Linked DNA regions of Homo sapiens: region 2 is linked to region 1. Evidence: chromatin loops called from intact Hi-C (ENCODE). Cell type or tissue: Panc1. All regions are shown on one strand. Each heading gives the region's core, and the rest is flanking DNA. Links, peaks and the distances in the headings are about the cores only.

Region 1 (12,219 bases), core at 4,339-9,338:
GAGAGGCCACCTGATTCTATCTCCTTGTTTTAGCCCCAGCACGTGCTTTAAACAGGAGACACAGAACTATTTATTGACTGCGTTTTTTAGATGAGGAAACTGAGGCACAAAAGTGTCAAAGATCTTGTTCAAGATTACGTGGTCAGCTCATGTCTGGTCTGGGCAATGGTCCACATAAAAAACACTTAGCTATTGTCAATAATGCCGCAATAAACATACGTGTGCATGTGTCTTTATAGCAGCATGATTTATAGTCCTTTGGGTATATACCCAGTAATGGAACCAACCCAAATGTCCAACAATGATAGACTGGATTAAGAAAATGTGGCACATATACACCATGGAATGCTATGCAGCCATAAAAAATGATGAGTTCATGTCCTTTGTAGGGACATGGATGAAATTGGAAATCATCATTCTCAGTAAACTATCGCAAGAACAAAAAACCAAACACCGCATATTCTCACTCATAGGTGGGAATTGAACAATGAGATCACATGGACACAGGAAGGGGAATATCACACTCTGGGGACTGTTGTGGGGTGGGGGGAGGGGGGAGGGATAGCATCGGGAGATATACCTAATGCTAGATGACGAGTTAGTGGGTGCAGCGCACCAGCATGGCACATGTATACATATGTAACTAACCTGCACAATGTGCACATGTACCCTAAAACTTAAAGTATAATAATTAAAAAACAAAAACAAAAACACTTAGCAGACCAGTGTATTGGGGATTCCTTATAAGCTTTGGGAAGACAACAAAGACACAGACCAGCCAGTGGCTGTTCACAGTTTGGGATCACAGGAAATACTCACATGTACATGCCGTCATCTATAGGGTGTTCAGGGACTTCAGGTCAAAGATCACCAACACAGATGGTGGGGAGGAAGGATGTTCCCCAGTTACTTAAATTTGTTGTAGATCTTCAACTTTTTCCCTTTTGAGTTTGATTTCTGGCGAACCTTGGCCTAAATCAGGATTAGAAATCCTGGATGCTTTCTACAACCGACACGCTGTGACTTTGGTTGTTCCCCTCTCTGGACCTTCGCTTCCTCATGTAGACACTGAGGATATTTTAAATGCCACGTTCAGCTCTGATATTCGGCAATATGAGCATCTCCTTCTGGCTCCTACTGTGGGCCCAACCTGGGAATGGGGTGGTGAGGTGGCCCCTAACTCTACTTGCCTTCAGAGATATTTGTCATCCTTTTGTGGAACTCCCTGTTTCTCCCTCAAATGCACTGCTTCTCACAACAGATAGCAGGAAGCTTTTGCTGCAGTAGGTGATGAGTTGTGACTCCGAGTGTGTACATAGATACTAGAGTACTGTTGGCATCTTGGCTTCCTAAGTTCAGTTGCCCACACTAGGGGCTTGATATAAGTTATCTGACTTCATCACCCCACCTTGCCCCTTGGTGAGACTTTTCTTCTCATTCCTCAGGTGAAGAGCTCCCTTCTCCCACTGAGGCGAAGCATTTTGCCCGGCTCCACAGCTGGCTGGTGCAGTGCTTGCTTGGAGCCCATGTCTGTAGGATGCCAAGCCCTTTCCCTTTCCTTGCTGCTGCCCGAGGTGAGGGACCCACATGGAGGTAGACTGCATCTTCCTGGCAAGGCATTAGGAGGGCTGGCAGGATCTGTATCTTGTGGCTGAAGGGGAAAGTGGCCAAGGACAAGACTGCAACAAGGGCCAGGGCTGCCTTTCAGCCCCAGGCCATTCATGCTGAGTCCCCTTCCCCTCTCCCCGCTGTCGCATTCTGGGGATAACTCCATGCCACGAGATTAAGGAGCACAGTGGACAGGGGCTCAGTCCAGAGCAATCCTCTCTTGTTTGGGAAAGTGGCTCTGCAGCCTCTGAGCATCCAATCATTGGTTATTACTGCATGTCAGCGATGCATGCCCGGCTGCCCCTTCTCAAAGGGCAGGCTGGTGGGAGAGTCAGGTTACGAACACGTGGCCAGAATGTGAAGTGATAAGGGGAGGAAGGCATGGAAGCTCTGAGACCACAGAGTGGGGCATCTAACCAGTTTGGGGGTGGGATGTGGGGAAGATTTTTGGAGCAGGTGACCCCTGAGTTGACTTAAAGGATGAGGATTTGCCCAGGAGGATCATTCAGAGGAAGATTCAGTGGAGGCAGAGCAAATGATAGAGAAGGGGGTGTAAAGTCACAAAGGCCAGAGACTCTGTGTTGTGTGCCAGGAAATGCCAGCAGTTACCTGTTACTGGGCTGTAAAGTTCTAGAAGGAGATGGAGAAATGGCCTTATGGCTAGAGAAGGAGTCAGGGGCTTGATTCTGAAGGCTTTTGCATGACAGAATGTTATTTGAGCTGCCCTCTAGGCAAAGGGGAGACTCAAGGATTTTAAGCAAGGACATCATGTATAAATTTGAATTTTAGCAAGACTGCCTTGGCTGGCTTCCACTGGAGTAAGAACTGGAGGAAGGTGAACTTCGAAAGCCAGTTAGGAGGGTTGAATGGTGTAGGTGAGAGATGATGAGCACATTTCTGGGAAAAAGCCATGACTCCTTAGTCTGAGAAGAGTTTCCTTTGAGCCTGGGAGGGAGCATATAGCTCTGGAGATGAGACATATGAGATTTCCTGCACTTGGAAGACAGGTACAGCTGAAAATATCCTGGTATGCATTTTACCATCAGTTTGTATTTTAAAATCTTTATGTGTTTGGCAAACGGCTGAGTGTTTTTACTGATCTCTTTGCTGAGCATCAACCGCTGTGACATGGAAGCAGTTATGACTTATCACTAATAAAGCCTTCTAGAATTTGCCTGTGCTCGTGTGCTGAGCTGCAATCTTGGTCCTGTGGGAACAGGACAGGAAAAATAGGACGTTTGGTAACTGGTTACTTCCTCCCCTCTCCCCAGTTGGCATTCATGCATGGAGTGGAGGATGCAGGAAAAAGATCTCTAAGGTTCCTTTCAGCTTCAAAGCCAGACAACCCCGAGGTTCTGTGCCCAGCCCTCACAGCGCCAGCCCACCTCACAGCCAGTTGCCTGATTTGGGAGGGCTTAGAAGCCCTTTTAGAAGGCTAGCTGTACTCTGCCTGATTCTCAAGAAAGCACAAGGCAAAGGGGTCTGTGGTGGAGGCTCCTTTTGTGACCATCTTAATGGATCCTCAGAACTGCTTTGTCATGAAGGGAGAGGCCTTGGTCCTGCCTGTCTTGTTATCTGGGAGCCATCGAGCCTGGTGCTGCACAGATTCTTGTGATGCCACTCTTCAGGCGTTGCTTATTTATACAGCCCTCTACTGTTTGGGGCAGAACCCTGGTGACTGCCGCTGGGGCTGGGAGTAATTATGGGATTCTGCAGGGAGGTGGCACCCTCATCATGTCCCAACCATTTCCCCAGAATTGCCTTTGATCCAGCTTTTTTTTGGGAAAGTAGCCATTAAGAGATGTCTATCTTGGCCGGGCGCAGTGGCTCTTCTGTCCCTCCTCCTTTTTGACTTCCTGTGAGGTAGAAAGGTTTTCCACCTGTTACCCACAGCTGAAGGGGTTTCCACCTGTTACCACAGTCCCCAGTGCTCTATACGAGACTTTCCCAGCACTTTGGGAGGCCAAGGCGGGCGGATCACGAGGTCAGGAGATCGAGACCATCCTGGCTAACATGGTGAAACCCCGTCTCTACTAAAAATACAAAAAATTAGCCAGGTGTGGTGGTGGGCACCTGTAGTCCCAGCTACTCTGGAGGCTGAGGCAGGAGAATGGCGTGAACCCGGGAGGCGGAGCTTGCAGTGAGCCGAGGTCGCGCCACTGCACTCCAGCCTGGGCGACAGAGCAAGACTCCATCTCAAAAAAAAAAAAAAAAAAAAAAAAAAAAGAAGAGATGTCTATATTTGGTTCCGTTTACATGGGAGAAACAAGACCTAAATTGGAAATGAATGGTTTCATGTTCCCAGAGCTGCCTCCTTTCAGGCTGTGCCCAGAGTTTGCAGAACCACCTGGGAGGGCACAGCCCCCTGACGCGTACTGCCTGGCCTGGGACTGAGATCCTGCCCCTGGAGGGAAGGCATCCACGGCGAGGTGCCTTCGATGTGGTGCATACTTCCTAAGACATTCTTCCTTCCCTGTGTTTGTACATTGAGTAAAATAAAGGACTTTGGGGGTCTCTGAAGTAGTCATGATTATTTCATAAATTGTTGATTATTTCATGATTACTTCTTTTTTAACCCATCATGAAACAAAAACATGTGAAAATCCAGATTAAAATAGAAATAAACTACTAGTTACCTATATCCCCATTGTCTTAAAATAATGAGAATATCTACACATTTCCTTTTGTTATTATTATTACCATTATTATCAAGGAAGGTTTTGGTTAAAGATAATGGCTTTACGTTATATTTTCAATTGAGGCCTTACTTTCTTTAATTCATTTTAATGTATTAAATTAATTTAATACATTGAATAGGTTAATACATTAAAATTAAATAAATTAAAATTTATTTTAATGTTTTAAAATTATTAAATTTAATGTAATGAATTTATTAATGTATTATTAAATTTAATGTCTTAAAACAATGTTTCATCATATAATAGGTTCAAGTTTACTTAATCAAACCTTGTTAGATATTTAAATTGTTTCTAAGTTATGCTGTGATAATCACCTTTATTTATATAGCTCCCCTACCCACCATTTTGCAATTTTTTTTTTGAATAGGTTCTATGAAGTGGACCCATTGGGCCAAAGAGTTGAAGCATCTAATGCTTCTGATGATACATATTCCCACATTCCTTGAATTGTTTTCTAAAAGGATTTTTGTCTATTTATATTCCCACCAACTGTAGTACACTCTTTAGCACTGGGTTCAGGATTTATTATTTAAAAGTGACCATTTAATAGAGGATGGTCTGTTGACCATGGATGAAGACGCCATGTTATTGTTCTATTATCTCTCTCTCTCTCTCCCTTTCTTCTGTCCTTCCTCCTTTTTGACTTCCTGTGAGGTAGAAGGGTTTTCCACCTGTTGCCCACAGCTGAAGGGGTTTCCACCTGTTACCACAGTCCCCAATGCTCTAAACTAGACTTTCAGAGGCTCCTGGCATCCAGTGAGTGCCTCTCTGCAGGGATCTAGAGTATGGGAACCTCAGTGCCTCAGAAGACCCTGAGACCTCAAGGTCTCCTCATGTCACACCTGGAAAACAAGGGGGCGGTGCCTTAAATGTTCCGCCTACTTCACGTATTCTAAAAGCCTGCTCTGTCACCAGCTGACTGTACAGACTCAGGCTGGTGGGGTCCCAGTTATTTTTTCTTTGACACATTTTGGACTCTCTATACTTGCCAAACCCTTCGCTGTCTGAACCATCCTTCAGGCTCAGAAGGATGAGAGCTAGTTTTGTGTAATGGTTCCATAGGGAGCCATCCCAGATTTGGCTCTTCAGTTATCTATTACGATGATAGCAGGGAATCCTTAAATGCTGTTCACTGTATCGCTGCTTATGTGCAGTGCACCGAAACAATTCACAACTGGTTTGTCTGTGCGTCAAAGCTCTGTCATCTGCTTGGCCACGGGGCATGCTCGTGACCTTCTAGGCAATCAGGTTCCTCTCCTGGTGAAAATAGGAATATCCTTGTGCCCAACCTGTCAACAAGCTGGGTATGCAACTGGCCCAGGACCTTACTGAATGGCGGGGTGGGGGGCACTAGGAGAGGATGGGACATATTCTGAGGCATTGTAGAGGCTGGCGAGATGAGAGTGGCTGAGATGGTGAGTGGGTCCCTGATCCCAGGCCTTGAAGTCTTGATTCCTACAGTTCTCCCTTTAATCCTATGCCCTGTTCCCAAACCCTTCTCGGCATGAGCTGATAAATTCTGTTTTGTGAATTAAGCTAGTTTGACACGGACTTTCTCTAACTACTTGTAAATAATCTCCACTAACACATCAGCTATGAAGGCTTTCCCTATTCATTCCTAATTGAGGTCCCAGATATGTACAATATCTAGTTTTTTGTACTTAAGTTTTTATTTTGAAATTTTATAGATTCACAGAGTGTTGCAAAAATAGAGGTTTCATGTACCCTTCACTGGGATTCTTCCACTAGTGACATGTTATGTAACTATAGTTCAGTATTAGAGCCAGGTAACAGATAGTGGTATAATCTGTAACTCCTTTTTGAATATTTTTAAAAGAATGTCTAACTGTATGCTTACAGATGTCAAAGCCTGACTCCTGTGGTCAGGAGATTTACAGGCTAAGAAGAATTACACAAAGCAATGAAGTTCAGGTGTGATGAGTGTTACACTGCGGTGGGTGTGGGGTGCTCCTTCACCAACTCACTATGTCCCTGTAAACCTGGCACTTGGCATTTGTTAACTCTTTTTTTTTTTTTTTTTTTTTTTGAGATGGAGTCTCGCTCCTCTCATGCAGGCTGGAGTGCAGTGGTGCGATCTCGGCTCACTGCAACCTCCATCTCCTGGGTTCAAGTGATTCTCCTTCTTCAGCCTCCCGAGTAGCTGGGATTACAGGCGTGTGCCACGCCCAGCTAATATTTGTATTTTTAGTAGAGACGGGGTTTTGCCATGTTGGCCAGGTTGGTCTCGAACTCCTGACCTCAGGCGATCCACCTGCCTCGGCCTCCCAAAGTGCTAGGATTACAGGCATGAGCCACTGTGCCTGGCCTGGCGTCTGTTAATTCTTTAGCCTCACAACAACTTCATAACAGCAGTACTGTTAGCATCATCATTCCTTTTGCAAAGAGAGGAAAACTGAGACACAAAGAAGTTAAGCAACTTGCCTAAGGTTACAAGGTGTTAGGGAGCAGAGATAGAGTTGCATTAAACCCATGCAGCCTGTACTGAGAGCCCTTCTGCATAAGCATTATGCAACAGGACTAACAGAAAAGTAGTACAATGCCTTTTCCTGAGCCTTCCTGGACCTTTCACCAATATTCTACTCCTCTTTCTCCCTCATACCATCTCTTTCCTGCTTCCTGGCGTTAGACGCTTTCACAGCTGCAACCATATTTATGGATCTCTCAGGCTTTGCTCTAACACAGCCTGGCATTACCTGGGTACACCCTTCAGAAGTGGGCACCTGCCTCTAAGCAGCAGGTGGGGTCAGAGGGAAAGTCAGTTCTCAAAGGTTGTTGAGAGTGCAGGGTTCTAGCCTCACTTCTCAGGGATTGCTTGTTGGTGGTTTAGTGCTGTAAAACAACAAACAAAACAAATCAAAACCCACCAGAAACACCAGGAGAAGTCTTGCACAGCAGAGGAACACGTTTACTTGTCAGTTCATGGTTTCAGTCTCCAGCCCCACAGCGTTGTACATGGTGGAGGTGGCAGTGGTGGTGGGGTTGGGTAGTGCCCACAGTGCCTCACTCTGGGGGAGGGCAGGGAGGTGGGCAAGCATGTGGGCAGGATGAAGGGCATTTAGGAGGACAGGGCTTGGTGCAGGGCTGGGGAGGGCAGGATGAAGGAGACTGCGAGGGGCAGGGCAGGCACTTGGGTGGTGCTGGACACTTTTCCCATGGGCACTTTTCGAAACAGCGTTGCAGCAGCTTCTTTAAACAGCTGGGCTGGCATTTGGACTCACACTTTTGTTCACACTTGGGATCGCAGTTCTTGGGCTCAGTCTTGGGGTCATTTGATTTACTTTTATCATCACTCGACATTGTTTCTTGATTATCTGAGCCCTGCAAAGAAATATGAGATGCATTGTAGGTGGGAGAGGATACCTACAGGCTTCTTACAGCTTATCCTTGTACTTAAGAAAGTCTTCCCTGAGATGCATTCAGGCTCTAGATCATCTTCTCATTTAGGGCCGCCCTCATCCTTGTATGAGTTTGAGATAGCATTTCTTAATCTCTCCACCCTTAACTCTGCTTCCTTTTCACTTATTCTTGCTTCCATGCTATAGACTCTAGTAGGAGTTCTTAACCTATGGTTTTGGACCCCCCACCTCCCCCACCCCACTGAAACTGTATTTCAGTAGAGTTGGTGTCTCTGTAACTCCATATGTTGTATTTAATTCATTTAGAAACATGATTCCAAGGAGTCCCTAAGTTTGACCAGATTGCTCAAGGCATTCATGGCACAATAGAAGTTTCGCTCCTCTAAGGCCACTTCCTGTTCCTCTGAAGATAGATGGGAGGTACACTAGCAGACTTGGGGGCCTAGGACACTGCTTTCAATCCTGTGTCCCACCTAAGTTCCCTGAACCTTGAGAATTGCTTTCTTTACTAGAGGCCATGGGAGGGAAAGTAATTTAATCCCTGCCATGAGTGGGTTCCCATGGGCTACTCTAGAACTGCCCACTCCTTTGTCTCCATCCAGGTTCTGATAAATAATAGGGTAAGGGAAGAAATCAGGAGATGAACCACGAAATTCCAATTTCTCTGAAAATCTGAATGATAGAGCCACAAAATGTGATTTTCAGAAGGGAATTCCTTTTCTCTCCTGTTGAGTTTTGCCCTGAGCTAGGCATTTCTGCACGGACAGTTTAACTCCTAGATATGGACAGGGATTTTCAGTCCCTCACAATACTTCAAGTTGGATCTAATTGGTTATATTTCTTTGATTTCTTTTAACAATATAAAAATAACATTTTAAATTTTGTTTTAAAATCAGTATAGCTCTCTGGGGAGGCATATTATTAAGTTGAACTCTAAAATTGTTGAGACTCTATTCCAAGGTGAAGCACACACCAGTTCTTACCACTGAAAATAACAGGAAACTTTCATTCAAACATGACTTTCCCAACCCTGCTCAGTGCGTGGGGTACTTCAGGTCACTCCCAGGGTAGAAGAGGCCAAAGAGTGGCCACTTCCACCTGTCCAAATGCAACTTACCCCTCTGTGTTGGTGGTGAACTTGACAAGCAGTTGAGTGAGGTGGATGTTATGGCTGTGCCTGGGAAGGTGGCTTTTCCCTTTGGTTCCTCTGCCCAGATCTGAGGAAGCTGGGGGTGGGGGCAGGGGAAATGACCTCCACTTATGAGGTCATTGCAGCATCATCGAGGGGCAATTGTTGTGTGACTCCATAGCTCCCAGCACAACAAGCCCTGAACACCAGAATAGAGCCATGATGAATCACCCCCCTTGGCTGTCCCACCCCTCCCTAGACCCCTCAACATTCAGGCTGGTAAAATGAGGCTGCAGTGAAGAGTCCTGGGCTCTGAGGATGGGAGGCTCATTGTTGCTGGGAGCAGAAAAGCTGGCCCACTGTTGACACATGGTCTCCAGCTCCTCTTCCACCCTCAAAGTTTAATTCCTCTGAACCTGCTCCTTCCCCACCCTTCTAGGAGAGCAACCCTGAATTGATCACTGCCATTTTGACATTCTTCTTTTCTTTATTTTTCTAATGTGAGATTCTGAAACCTCTTCTTACCACCCCACACAATTGGGTTAGCCCCAGATCCTGCCTTAGGGCACAAAGATTTGCCTCTCAGAATTCCTTCCTTGCCTTTTTTAAAGGCCTGACCAGGGTCTTTGTGGTTGGAATGGGGGTGTGTTAGGAGTGGCGATGGGAGGCTGGAGTGCGAAAGGTGGGTAGGCTTAGACACAGGGTGCCTGAACTCAGGTTTAGGAGGTTCATCGTGGCAGTCATCACGAATGAATCTCTAGTGACTTTTGATTAAAATTGTGACATGATTATGCCTAAGGTATTTAAATATTAGGATGGATTGGGAGATGGGGTGGTGAAGTAAAAGTCGAATGAGACTGTTTTAAAGAAATTATGAAAATCTCCACATCTGAAGGAAGGCAGTCATGGGTCTGGGTGCCCATGAGAAAGACCTCATTAGACAGGTAGATTCATGGGACTTATTTACTGACTGTGCAGAAAATTAAGAATTGAAGATGACTCCAGAGCAAAAGGGCTTCTTCCTAGTGTACTAGAAGGCAATACGATGACACCAGGTTTTTGAGAAAAGAAAAGCTTTTTACTGCAACTAGACCATCAAAGAGACAAGAGTTTAGCTTGAATCTGTCTCCCTGTGCTGGCTTTAAGGCAGTCATTTTATTGGGAAAGGTTAGGGATTAGATTCTGGTATTAGTAGGTGACTGGTGGAAGGAAAAGGGAGGGCTGGAAAAAGTCCTCGGGCATGGGAAGTTATCTCTTCATGCTACCTCATGGGTCACATGTGCAGTTTCGGGGAGGGTCAGTATGAAACATGCAGTGGAAATTTGGCTGTGACATCAGCACGCTTTTTCTGTGCAGACTCCAGTCTGCCAGATTGGCTCCAATGACTTCAGCCAATTTTGTTATCTTACAAATGGAGAGAGTTTCAGCATTTCAGCAAGTTGTTCTTTTTTTAAAATCTACTATCATGTAAACTCAAGAATTTGTATTAGTCACTCGTTTGTTTAACTCTTTGGGACAATGTTTCACCAGGTTTTGGGGTGTTAGTATTACTTTTAATGAGAGCTGAGGAAACAGGGGAACAGATTTGTGCTAAAAGAATATGGGTTTAAGTCTGAGAAGAGTTTAGTTAGAGTCAACCCTCTTGGGTGGTTATTGGAAATATGGCTTTGGCCCTTGGGCCACTGGGGAGACCTGAGGCCTTCAGTTCATTTCAGTTTAACAAGTGTTTATTGAATAGAAGATCATGAGTTGAAGATGGAGAAACCTCATATGGGGTTTATTCACAAGGATAAATAATGCCATATTCAATTAAACCTCAAATGAACCTAAATAAAAGAGGAGAATGGGTTGGGATTTAACCCCCTATCACTGGAATAATTGGCGATAGAGTCATAGTCTTTGTGCAGCTCACTCCTTTCATAAGAATTTCCTCTTTCTTCCATAATATTGTTCATCAGCTCTCTCTCCTCAAAGCTGTTGAGAAGCAGCTCTCACCCCCATCTCAGGAGACCCAGCCTCACCTATGTTCAGCTCTGGACCAAAGCTACCAATCTAGATATGGAGATGGCAGTCATTTGTGACAGCAATGTAAAAAATGTAGTGATTTCTACTAGCCATTGTTATCTTTCTCTTTCTCCTTTCTTCCCTCTCCTATTTCTTGCTCAAGAAGTTCTCAGTGAATCAAAGTATATCAGTCACTGGACTTTCAGTAGGACGTTTGCCCATTATCTTTCCAGTCTTTAAAACCTTCCTCTGTAAAGGTCAGCACTCCTGGCAGTGTTACATTTGGTATCCCAGCTACTAGCCTTACCTTTCACTTAGGGTTTGGTGGCTAAGTGACTTCCTTCGCTGGCTGGAAGGAACTACTACTGAGACGAAACACAGAACAGGCTTCTTAGGCTGCTGGGCCTCCACGAGAGGCTGGAAGAAGAGATAAATGTCAAAGCCCGGCTTGCCTAGATTAGGGTTAGAAGAGGACCCTGAAGTCAGATTTCTGGGTTTAAATCCTGCTTTTGCTAGGCGCGGTGGCTCACACCTGTAATCCCAGCACTTTGGGAGGCTGAGGTGGGCGGATCACGAGGTCAGGAGTTTGAGACCAGCCTGGCCAACATGGTGAAACCCCATCTCTACTAAAAATACAAAAATTAGCAAATTAGCTGGGCGTGGTGGCGCATGCCTGAAATCCCAGCTACTCGGGAGGCTGAGGCAGAAGAATCGCTTGAACCTGGGAGGCAAAGGTTGCAGTGAGCAGAGATCACGCCATTGCACTCCAGCCTGGGCAATAGAGTGAGACTCCGTCTCAAAAAAAAAAAAAAAAATCCTGCTTTCATCCTTTACTTGCTGAACAACTCTTAGTAATTTACTTAGCCATCCAGGTCTCGATTCCTTCATCTATAAAATGATATAATGTCACCATCATCTTAAGATAATATATAACTTATGTCGATTGCTCATAACATGCCAGTCATATTTGCAAGTGCAAAACCTACACCCTCATCCATTACAGTGCCTCACTAGACTCATAGAATTGTAAAGACTGGGGATGCCCTGTATGAAGTACCCCCCAAAAATGTTTGTTATTCATATTAGCTATCGTTTTTTGTCAACGCTGGCCAGGTGTCTTCATTGGTTTGCTGAACCTCTCTCTCTGTGTCTTCATTTCTGTCTCATTCTCTCATTTTCTGGTGTTGGCCCTATAATCCCACTTCTCCAACTCAATATTTTCCTCAGACCCCTTCTCCATAGCATTTTTTTCCCCTGCCTTCCAGCCAAAGCTCCTGGTGGCGTTCACAGTAAGATTAGATATTTTAATGTTAACTATTAACGGATGATTTCACTTTTGAGTAGGAAGGGTTGATATCAATGTTATTGATAAAAGATAGTAACTTAATTTAGGCCAAAAAAG
Region 2 (12,219 bases), core at 4,604-9,603, 60 kb after region 1:
AGTAGTGACTACAGCTAGAAGAATGGGGGATGCAGGGAAAGGATCTTCACTAGATAGGCCTCACTCTAAACAATGCCATTCTTTATTATCTGTTTTTGACATGTTTGAAATTATTGGTTAGTTATGATTAGTTATTATTCTTATTTCTTCTACATTTTAGAGTTTATATTTCTTAGAAGACCCACTATGTAATGTGCATAATTTTAGGCCACTCTTTGAGTTTTTGTAGGAGACTTTTGTGGTAGGTGTATTTTTTATTTCTGTTTTACAGCTGTGTAAACTGTGTTTCAAGGAGGTTAGGAAATATTTAGTTCCACACAGTAGTGGTGGCTGTAGATGTATGCATAACCAAGGTACTCAAGTTTTTTCCAAGTTGGGACAGTGAGTAATACTAGCTGAAGTGTTAATATGGTTAAATAAGCTATACTAAGAAATTATCCGTGGGATCTGTGCCAGCTATACTTTACTTATTTAGGTAAAAACATCCATGAAGTAAACAGCAGGATAAATAGCTTTACAGAACTTCACTCCTCGAATGTGCAAAGAAAGCCTGAAATCCTACTAAATGTCATTTCAAAAGAGAGAAATTGTGAAGGAGTAAATTGAATTAGCATGTAGGAGAAAAGCTTCAAAATGGATGCAGCACATACATTAAGGCAGTTTGGAAGAAAATGGGAGAAGATGAGTTTGGATTTCTAGTAGACCACAAGTCACTCATAGTTACAAGGGCCACAGAGATGAGGTTAGTGTGTAAATCTGCAAATGTGAAGCTTTAAGAAGGGGCCCCAACATGACTCTAATGGCCTAGAAAACTGAGAGATGATGTTGCCTTGTTCAAGCCCATTAATACCATGTCAGAACACACCCAGGTTGGGGCTGTCAGCATCTAGGAAGCTGATATATGATTTTGTCACCCTGTTCAAGTCAATTAATTGTCAAGAAAAGCCTAAGGATCAATAGGCCATGATAAAAGGGGAAGTTAGTTGTAAAGAAAAACTGCAGTTGAGGGTTAGGATATAGCCAGGCTGCAGGATCAGCACATACTGGTCTCTACTAAAGAGAACACAGCTAGATACTGGGCATGTGCAACTGAATGGGAGTAGTTTTACATACAGGATACTTTGGAAGCTGGGAAGTAGGAGAAGCACCATCTCTAATTATAGGGAAGCACCACAATTGTCAGACAATTTGTCACGTTCTACAATTGCCACTGGCATGAGGAACCTGAGATAATGTCCCAAGTGAATCACTGTGCACTTATCCTGCTGGGGAGGATCATGGACTAGGAATTTTGTGATACCAGCATGGATTACATGCAAGTGGTATTTTGGTTGGGAAATAAGCACATCATGCTAGTCCTGGGCTGTTCCCTGTGTAGGGCTGCCTGCCCCTTATAAAAGGACTCTCCACCACACTGATGCTATCTTCTTGCCATTCAGTTGTAGATCTTTGAAGACTCTGGTGAGTACAAATATTAGAAGCTTTTCTTGCACTTGGATGGTGTTAGGGTCTAACCTGGGTACAGAAATGCCTGTTTATTTTAACCAATTTATCCTCATGGATAGGAAAAAGAAGATAATGAGGTCTTGAAGGTAAATTTTAGCTGGTATTTGGTAGATAAACATGAAGGTGATGAGGAACCTGGAGTCAAATATATAAAATCTTAAACTGAAGGAGAGTGAGAGACACAAGATGCTGTTCTGTCTCCTGCTTCACATCTGTTCCAAATACATCTCTCTTGGAGTGCAATCTCCTTGGGTGATGGGTGCAAGTTTTTGCAATTCTCTTAAAAAACTCATGGCTCAGCACCACAGCCAGCTCATTAAAACTGGTAACTAGGGCCTCATGGAAGATAAGAGCACAGATTTGTTTGGTATTGGCTAGACTTTTAATATCTGAGTTTTTCTTCTTCAGATAGTGTTTGTATTCAGACAACATTTGTTGCTGTCTCATAGGCAATTTTATTTTCAGAAAATGGTAGAATGAGAGAACAGCCAGAAAGACGGAAGAACTGAGGGTAAGAGGTCCTAAAAGTGAAGTGTGAAGAAGGTTCACAAAGTCATAAAGACTGTATTAGGGATCAAAGTTGGTCCCTAGATACTGGAGATTTGATGTCCTAGCTAATTGCTCCACCAACAGGACTGTCTCTCTTATGAGCACTGTTTCGTATGTATCTTTCAGATTCTCTGAGACTGAGGAGAGATGTCTTACCAGCAGCAGCAGTGCAAGCAGCCCTGCCAGCCACCTCCTGTGTGCCCCACGCCAAAGTGCCCAGAGCCATGTCCACCCCCGAAGTGCCCTGAGCCTTACCTGCCTCCTCCTTGTCCACCTGAGCATTGCCCACCTCCACCATGCCAGGATAAATGCCCTCCTGTGCAACCATACCCACCCTGCCAGCAGAAGTATCCACCCAAGAGCAAGTAACATCACTAGAATTCATCAGGACCATGAAACAACAAGATCCAGTGGCTCTTCTTACTCCCAGGACTCCATCATCTTCCCTTCAGCTGTAGTGGGAGGCTGCATCTTCCCTAACCTCTGTCTGGCTTGAGCGTTGACAGAGAAAAGGCTTAGTTCTGAAAACCGATATGTTGTTGGAAGATGAGCAGCCAGATCACTGCCTAATCTCGCTTTGCTGTCTGTGATGTAGATGGTGGTTCCTATCCTGAGAGCAAGTGTGTTTATTCTTTTGCTTCTCCCCAATAAAGCACATGTTTCATGGTCAAGCCCACATTGCTTTTGTTTGCATTTCGTGTCTTTAACCTCTTCTGTTAACTACACCAAGTGAATGTTCCTTTTCATTCCTATTGAATTATTAGAATTATTAGGCTTTTCCATCACTGAATTCAGTGTTGCGTGCAATGTGTGTTTTGGATTCGGTACAACAAATAATTCTCTTTTATTGGTTTAAAACTCATTTTTACCCCTTCTAGCTTGTATGGCTGAAAAAATTACCTAAACTCTCTTAGCTTCAGTTTCATCATCTGTAAAAAGTAAGAGAGCATGTATTCAGCTGAGTGTACTCATAGCAATTGATTTATTCACAAATGTTTCCTAATTGTCTATCATGTGCCAGCCAGTCTTCTATGCACTGCTGATAGGGATAATGATGACCAAACAAAGTCCTTGCTCTTATAGAGTCTACAGTCTTAAGAGAGTTACATATCACCCCCACCCCCCGACCCCCACACACCTCCCACACACAGGACAAATTATAGTAATACATGGGCTATATTTAAAGAAAATTATTTAGAAAGACCCTTTGAAGTGACTTTTGGCTCAAAGACATGAATGAATAGAAGAGGGAGCCATGGGTATATCAGGGGTAGATTGTTCCTGTTGGAAGAAATGGCCAGTGCTAAAGAAATACAAAATAACATTAGCCGGGCGTGGTGGTGGGCGCCTGTAGTCCCAGCTACTCGGGAGGCTGAGGCAGGAGAATGGCGTGAATCCGAGAGGCGGGCTTGCAGTGAGCCGAGATCGTGCCACTGGACTCCAGCATGGGCGACAGAGCGAGACTCTGTCTCAAAAAAAAAAAAAAAAAAAAAAAAAAAAGAAATACAAAATAACAAAAAGGAAAATGGTGGTCAAGGAGAAATGTCTGCAAATGAGGTCAGAGAGGTTGGATCTCTAGGATACAGTCATGATTTCGATATATACTTGAAGTTTGACAGCCATCTTAGGATGGTCAAAGTCTTGAAATTTTATTGTACATAACTCAACAATTGTATATAATTACTTTTGCATAGCATTTCAACCAGAAGTACATAGGGTATTTCAAACATATTTTTTTAAAAGTTGAAAAGAACTGAGGAATTAATTAAAACTCTTTTGCTAAGAGGGACTGCCCAAATGAAAAGTAGGTCTACCTGTTTTCACATCTTAAAGGGAAATATATTTGATTAGTTTCATCAAATTGCAGCTAGCAGAATGCTTAGGGAATTTTGTTCTTGCTGTGCTCCAAGCCCCAACAGGAATGTTAGAAGGTAAAGTTTACACAAGGCAATACAGAATAACTCCAAGTTATTGTCTTAACAGTAAGCTGTTGAATAAAGCTCTGGCTTAATGTTGTTGACAGTTCCTCCTAACCCCCAGGCCACATTTTGTCTTTAAGAAAAACAAAAATAAAAAATCCTTTATTTTAGGCGAAATATAATCAACACATTCGGAAAGTTCATAAACTTTAGCTGTACAGGGCGAATAATTACAAGCTGAGCACTCATGCAACCAATGCCAAATTGAAGAAAAATGACATTACCAAACTTTCTAAAGACTCCACATTGCCTTATTCAATAACACTCTATACTTTCATCACTGGAAGTAAACACTCTGCTGACATTTAACATAATTACTTTCTTGCTTTTTATTTTATTTTTTAACCATTAATATAGAGGGATCTATATTAATAGATATAGTTAAGTTTTCCAGTTTTTGAATTGCATATAAATGGAACCATACAGTATGTCATTTTTTTGCCTGTCTCCTTTCAACCATCATTGTGTAATTTTTGCTTATTCATGATTGCATTTTAGCATATCATTGTATAAATACACAACACTTTTGTATCCTTATTTATTCTACTCTTGGTTGACATCGGGTTGTTCCCTATTTGGTATTGTTATGAATAGTGCCATCATGATGTTTTCTTCCTGCCTGTGGGTGCACAAGCTCACACATTTCTCTAGGATATACACCCAGAAGTATGTGCATCTTCAACTTTGGTAGGTGATGCCAAACTGTTTTCTAAAATGCTGTCCCAATTTAAATGCCTAGAGCTGTGTAGTAGATTTTATGCTTCCTTTCCCTCCTTCAGCTAATCAATCAATGTCACCCTTCATAGTTTACCTATCTGGTATGGGCATAATTATCTTTTATTGTACTTTGAATATGCATTTTATTAAATATTAATGTCTTTTAGAAGTTTTAAAAAATATGTTTATTAATCATTTTGACATACATTCTTGTGAAGTGCCTGCTAAAGGCTTTTACCCATTTCTATTGAGCTGTTTTTTTCTGACTACTTTTTATGAATTTTTAGTATATTTTGGATACTTAGCTTTAATGGTAATTTGCCTAACCCACTGTAACTAAGATTTTCTCCTGTTTTCCTCCAGAATTGCAGAATGTTTTATTTTTTATCTTAGTGATATATTTTGAATTAATTTTTGTATATGTGAAGTAAGAATCAAGATTCACTATTTCCCATATTAATATCCAATTGCTTGAGTACCATTTGCTGACAAGTTTCTTTTTTTTGCCCATTAAATTACCCTGACACCTTCATTGAAAACCAACTAACTATATAGATATAGATACATATCCATGTGGGTCTATTTTTGGACTTTATTCTATTCTATTGATCTCTATGTCTATTTTTATGCTAATACTACATCTGATTAGTTTGGTTCTAGAATAAATATTCATTTGTCCTGCTCCAAGTACTATATATTTCCACATACATTTTATAATTAGCTTGCGAATTCTTTAAAAGACACTGAGGGGGTTTGACTGAAATTATATTAAATCTATGGCTCAATTTGAGAAGAACTGACAGTATTGACAAAACTTAGCAGTACTGACTTTTTGATCCATGAACAAGCAATATCTGTCCATATATTTACTTTCTCTAAGCAGAGAAGTACACAGTGTTCAGTGAAAGGTCTTGCACATCTTTTCTTAAAGTTTTTTGGTATTTATTTCAAATGTTATTATAAGTGGATTTTAACATTTTATTTTTGAATTGTCTGTTGCTGCAGATATTGCTATGACCCTGCTTCAAGCCACCTGAATATCTGCATTATTTCTATAGCCTCCTTACTCTCTCCCCGCTTTCATCCTTGCTCTATATGACAAATGCTCAACACAGTAGTCAGAATTAACCTCTTAAAGATAATGTCACTTCTCTAGCCAGATACTTCCCTTCTAAATCAGAATATGAGACACAGTCTCTACAGTGATCTACAAAGCCCAACATGAACTGAAACTCACCTCTGAAATCTGCCTCATCTGTATTTATTCTTCCTTCCTTCTCTCAGAAAAGCTTAAGTAGGATAGGAAATTGCATGGTCAAATGATGAGGTGAGAGGCAGCATTTTTTTTCTCTGTAAAATTTTGTGTACCATTTTATTATTATATAACACATATGTCATAACTACAACTAAAAATACAATTAAAATGTTCAAGCTAGTCCACTGAAATAGTAGGGTACTGAATGAAATGATTTGTTTTGTCAAGTGTTTTCTTTGATATGTGTTTACCATATGTTTATCCTGTATTTCTTTATCTTTTGTTAGTATTTATGTGGTTGAGGCAGAAAAACTTGGGAAAGTTACTAAGACTAATACTTAAAATACACATGCAAGCATCTTCTTTTTTTCAAAAAGGCGGAAAGCCTGTAATTGTTTGATTTGAGACAGATTATTTTAGCTCTTCTTTTGTTTTCATCTTACTCTCTTTCATTTCTTCCTTCTTCCCTCTGACATGCCCACCCTATTTATCTGATTTTTCCTTCCTTCTTGCCTTCATAAGTTTTGAGTATATATTTTCCAGGCACTAAGCTCAAGCGATAAATGATAAGCCATTTTGCTTGCCCTCAAAAACCTTAGAATCATATGTAAAATAAAATAATTGCAATTCTGGTATGCATACTGTGTTAAAATTATGTTCTATAAGGAACAGTTGGGGTCATTTGATTCTACTTGAGAAGATAGGGGTGGAGCAAGGAAAACCTCCAGATGACTGAGCAGATTGTAGAAGCATATGCAGGTGATCATCAGGGAGAGCTGAAAGGTAAAGTATTCCAGATGCAGGGGGCAACATCAGAGAACACACACAGACACCTGCAATGTTCCAGAGACTGCTTTGTCGTTCAGTAGGTCTGGAGTAAATGGTGCAATGGTAGGTGTTATGTAAAGTTGTGTTAGAGCACACACAGTCCAGTTGTGAACCTTCTTGTGGTTATCTACCAAAATAGCTACCATTTCTGTCTTATTTACAATGATACTGCTATAAAGTTAAAAAACTTCAACAGCACAGAAAAGCTATGATCCTCTCTATCTGAGTCTATGCTCTTTCTTTTTGCCCAAAGATAATCACAGTTTATTTCCAAAGTAACCATCATTAACATGAACAGCCATCATTATAGATACCTTTCCATGCATAGTAAGTAGAAAAAGAGATAGAAAGAATAGAGAAGTGCCGTAGCTGGAATTTTTAATGCATTAATTTAATTTAACAGAAGAAAAGGAAAGCAAGATATAATTAAGAATTGTCAAACTTCAGGCAAAATTTTCTCCCGTGCTCAGATTTCTGCAACAGTCTGAATAAGCAGGTCTTAAAATGAAAAGCATTTGGAGTCATTATTTTCTTATCTCCACATTTCAATATCAGATATTAATTATAGAATTACCAATATAAATGTTGAGTAAATTTGTATCTTCCCAACCCATTTTTACTTCAACATTTTTGCTAGTTATATAGAAATTTTCACATTGTTAGGGTTTATAAATACCGATGCTCTGTTTTATGACCTCAGTTCCTACAGATGACTATGCTTATTTCATTATTTAAAATGATACATTGCTAACTACTATTTCTCTTACCATAGCTTCCCATCTATGAGATGTTTAGTAGATTATATCTCTTGGATGGTTGTATTTGACAAAGCAGTTTTATAAGAATTTACTGCAGGGGCTGCATTTATTAGCTTCTTCCATATCTATATTTTAAAGCTTCAATAGCCTTTATTTTCTTGTTGGATTGTTTGAAAATTTAAAAGATGATATAGAGTCTGTTCTCCTTCTTGTTTTTCAGATTTTCATTTCTGGAGGCCTCTGTTTGTTTGTTTGTTTTTTCCAGTCTGTGCTGACAGCTCTCCAGGTCTCCTGTACACCCCTTGTCCTCTCCCCTTCTTAAATAATTTCCTGGATTAAACCCACCATTTCTCTACCTTTCTGTTTCTTGAGCTTATGCCACTACTCATTGAAGAATATCCTTATGTAATTCCCTAATAAAGAATGTGTGGGAGAAATAAGTGTCTCAAAGCAGATGCAGGATTCAGCTACCTTCCACAATTTGTGCAGCTAAGAGAAAAAAAACACATTGAGGTTTCCCTCATCATTCTACTCTGTTTCTCTTTCTTTCCTAATCAACTCTCATACCCAATCAAGAGGACTTTTGGCTCCTTTGTCCCCTGAAGTTAAAAGATCCTCTTTAGTTGGATCTTCAAGTCCACCTCCAGATTTATAAAGAAATTCCTTTTCCAGGTAATCCTTAGCATCACTTTATCAGCAATACAGGCTGCTAGGAGTCAACGGATAAAGGCCTTAAAATTCTGAGTGAAGTTTGTTTTTATTTTTCCAAGATAGTGGATTGGAGACATTGTTAGCATGCCTCTCTCACTTGGAAAGACAAAATAGTGTGTAGAGATCCACACTGTGAACTTTTTCCCAGGAAGTAATGCAGGAACTTAACAGGAAAACTGAAAAAAAAAAAAAGACCCCACACACAAAAAAACAAAACCCCATACATCCTTTGAAAGAAGCTGCAGGCTGCAACCTACACTGTGAGCCAGGCAGAAAACAGAGTTTTTCAGAGTATGAGGGGGGATGGACTGCCTCCAGGATATACACCACCAGGTAACCTGGCAATCCAGGCCATGGGGGAAGGCCTTAACCCTCCCCAGCACTGGAAATGATTTATGGAGCAGTGAGGAATATAAAAGTAGAAGCAGCAGTGGGAAGAGCCTTGTGTGTATCTCCAGTCTCCAGAATTTACATGTGATGGTGTGAGTCTACGCATCTTGTTCTCTGCTGTGAGGAACCACATAGGCATGGTTCAAAGCAGAACTGAAGGAAATAGAGACACAAAAAACCCTTCAAAAAATTAATGAATCCAGGAGCTGGTTTTTTGAAAGGATCAACAAAATTGATAGACCGCTAGCAAGACTAATAAAGAAGAAAAGAGAGAAGAATCAAATAGACGCAATAAAAAATGATAAAGGGGATATCACCACCGATCCCACAGAAATACAAACTACCATCAGAGAATACTACAAACACCTCTATGCAAATAAACTAGAAAATCTAGAAGAAATGGATAAATTCCTCGACACATACACCCTCCCAAGACTAAACCAGGAAGAAGTTGAATCTCTGAATAGACCAATAACAGGCTCTGAAATTGTGGCAATAATCAATAGCTTACCAACCAAAAAGAGTCCAGGACCAGATGGATTCACAGCCGAATTCTACCAGAGGTACAAGGAGGAACTGGTACCATTCCTTCTGAAACTATTCCAATCAATAGAAAAGAGGGAATCCTCCCTAACTCATTTTATGAGGCCAGCATCATCCTGATACCAAAGCCGGGCAGAGACACAACCAAAAAGGAGAATTTTAGACCAATATCCTTGGTGAACATTGATGCAAAAATCCTCAATAAAATACTGGCAAACCGAATCCAGCAGCACATGAAAAGGCTTATCCACCACGATCAAGTGGGCTTAATCCCTGGGATGCAAGGCTGGTTCAATATAAGCAAATCAATAAATGTAATCCAGCATATAAACAGAACCAAAGACAAAAACCATATGATTATCTCAATAGATGCAGAAAAGACCTTTGACAAAATTCAACAACCTTCATGCTAAAAACTCTCAATAAATTAGGTATTGATGGGACATATCTCAAAATAATAAGAGCTATCTCTGACAAACCCACAGCCAATATCATAGTGAATGGGCAAAAACTGGAAGCATTCCCTTTGAAAACTGGCACAAGACAGGGATGCCCTCTCTCACCACTCCTATTCAACAGAGTGTTGGAAGTTCTGGCTAGGGCAATTAGGCAGGAGAAGGAAATAAAGGGTATTCAGTTAGGAAAAGAGGAAGTCAAATTGTCCCGGTTTGCAGATGACATGATTGTATATCTAGAAAACCCCATTGTCTCAGGCATGGTTCAATAAATAGGTTTTAGGTGACTCCTTGTGGTTTTTGTTCACTTCTCTCCTTTCTTTAATTTGGCGATTAAGAGTACATTTTTTAATTCCTTAAAAGGTCTGTAGTACACATCTTTGAGGGCAGCAAGGAGGAAAAACACCGAGGGGACTTGATTCCACTGTGGAATCTGTCCTAGCAGAGAAATGCCTCTATGGATTGGGTGGAAAAGACAGCTCTAAAAACACAAAGAATATAGGTCAAACCCAGGATTATATAGGAAAAAAAAAAGAGAGGAAAAAATTTCAGGCTTGAAGAAGAGTCTACAAATAGCACAATGTGGACAGTCTCCAACCCAGAGCCAGGTATTATTCTCTCCTGTGAACACAGAAAGACTCAAACCCAGGGAGGAGAAGTGACCTACCTGTGATCACAGGACTTGCCAATGATAGAACTATGTTCAGTTTCTCATTACTTCTAGCAAATTGGCAAATTATACTAAGGGAGTAGAGGTAGAGTTGAGTTCATGTACAACAATATAGAAATCAGCTAAAGTGGATCAGAGCAGGAAGTTTTACAATTCAGGGAAAGGTTAAGATAGAAAGGGATCCTTTCCCCCAATCAAGAAAGACAGCCTTGGACCACCAGTTAGAGAATCCCCCAATTTTCTCTCTGCCATAAGTCACTGAAACTGAGAGCTAAGGCAGGGCCTCTGTGAGTCATGAGCACTTAATCCAGCGGGAGACCTCAGAACAGGATATTTCCTTTTTTGAGATTCCCTGTCATACCAGTTATGGATAAATTTGCATTTTGGATGGGACATTACTGGACCAGCCCATTTTAGGCAGTTCCGTTTCCCCCTGGGTGGGGCAGCAGGCCCTGTGAAGAGGTTCTCAGCCTCATGACTCCTAAACTCCTGGTACTTGAGCACCGATCTGCTTTGGAGAACCTGGTGAGTCTGCTTACTTGAATTTCTCTGTTCTTTGGGCCCTCAAAAGTTGAATTTAATCTGAAGACAGAAAGTATGGTTGATCCAAACCTCTGATGACAGTTTTGACACTACTTAGTGGATGGAACCTTAGGATTAGATCATAATGACACATTGTTTTAGCTTTTTTTTGTAAGTAGCTTGGTGTTCATATGAACAGCGAAGTTAATAGGAAGGCTTTGATTTGAGGAAGAGGTAAAAGCAAAGTGTTTTTCCTTTTTTCTATATCTTTCTGGTGTCCTTTTCAAACATTTGTGTTTTAGCAGGTGTGAGAGCCTGCAATTCTTCCCAAACAGCCCTTTGCTCTTTGCCCATCAGCCCACTGGGGCTTTACAACAGATAATGATGATAGGAATAGCTTCTGAGATTGCCCAGAGTATCTGAACTTGTGACTGCCTTTCATGAAGTGGTTATTTTCATGCTTGATTCTTTATAACAGAGATATTTTCTTTAGAAAAATTGCATGAGAAAACACAGGATTTCCCAGGGTTGATAAAGCAATTTGCTAAAGTGGAAAGGAGAAACCAGAGAGTCATGAAAAGGGAATTAGGAGTTTAAATAATTTTTTGGAGACTGGAGAAATAGCCCATGGTATTACATAAACGTTGGCTTTTCTTTGTAGGAGTCCCTTCCTGTGAACCCTGTTATATAATTTCTTTCAGATTCTGAGACTCCAGCAGGATGTCTTATCAACAGTAGCAATGTAAGCAGCCCTGCCAGCCACCTCCTGTGTGCCGCCTGCCAAAGCGTCCAGAGCCATGTCCACCCCTGAAGTGCCCTGAGCCCTGCCCACCACCAAAGTGTCCACAGCCCTGCCCACCTCAGCAGTGCCAGCAGAAATATCCTCTGGTGACACCTTCCCCACCCTGCCAGCCAAAGTGTCCACCCAAGAGCAAGTAACAGCTTCGGAATTCATCAGGACCACGAAAGGATAGGGATAATTGGCTCACCTCGTTCCACAGCTCCACCTGCATCTTCTCATCAAAGCCATCCAGGGATACACAGGGAGCTTCTTTCCCCTTAGCCTGTGATCTGCCCATGATGATCCCCGACAGCAAAATGTTTCCTTTCTGAGGCTGCCATGCTGCCACTGTCCAGGTGGAGACTGAGCAAAGGAAGTCCTCAGCTGTACCGGCCTTTCAGAGCTTCTCTTTGGGTGCCATCAAAGAATTATTTTGATGTCTTCTGTCTCTGTCTGTCACCTGGCATGAGCTTCTACTATCTGTGCAATTGTCACTTTTCTTTCACTCCCTGAATAAAGTAGCTATGCCTATATTTTTGTGAATGGATATTTCAT

Evidence for each region. A loop is a pair of places that touch in the nucleus more often than their neighbours do. Peaks named below come from ENCODE experiments on the same cell type or tissue, not always from the same donor. Only the 100,000 strongest peaks of a DNase experiment are listed, where the experiment ranks them.
Region 2: it touches region 1 in a loop (3-fold over the local background); 2 of 110 quality-filtered maps call a loop at or near these places.

Annotation. Positions count from the first base shown.
Region 1 is chr1:153,200,114-153,212,332 of GRCh38, reverse strand. It overlaps LELP1 (late cornified envelope like proline rich 1), which reads right to left and starts at 8,903. Exons shown (of 2, transcript NM_001010857.3): 1 at 8,802-8,903; 2 at 7,213-7,646. The coding sequence starts at 7,625. The coding sequence ends at 7,329. It also overlaps a transcript of SPRR2G not described here. In Panc1, for the core only: no CTCF peak of the experiment used is centred there; no DNase peak of the experiment used is centred there; H3K27me3 peaks cover 986 bases.
Region 2 is chr1:153,140,094-153,152,312 of GRCh38, reverse strand. It overlaps SPRR2G (small proline rich protein 2G), which reads left to right and starts at 1,423. Exons shown (of 2, transcript NM_001014291.4): 1 at 1,423-1,461; 2 at 2,182-2,731. The coding sequence starts at 2,203. The coding sequence ends at 2,424. It also overlaps the pseudogene SPRR2C. RefSeq lists an enhancer at 10,949-12,148. In Panc1, for the core only: no CTCF peak of the experiment used is centred there; no DNase peak of the experiment used is centred there; H3K27me3 peaks cover 1,609 bases.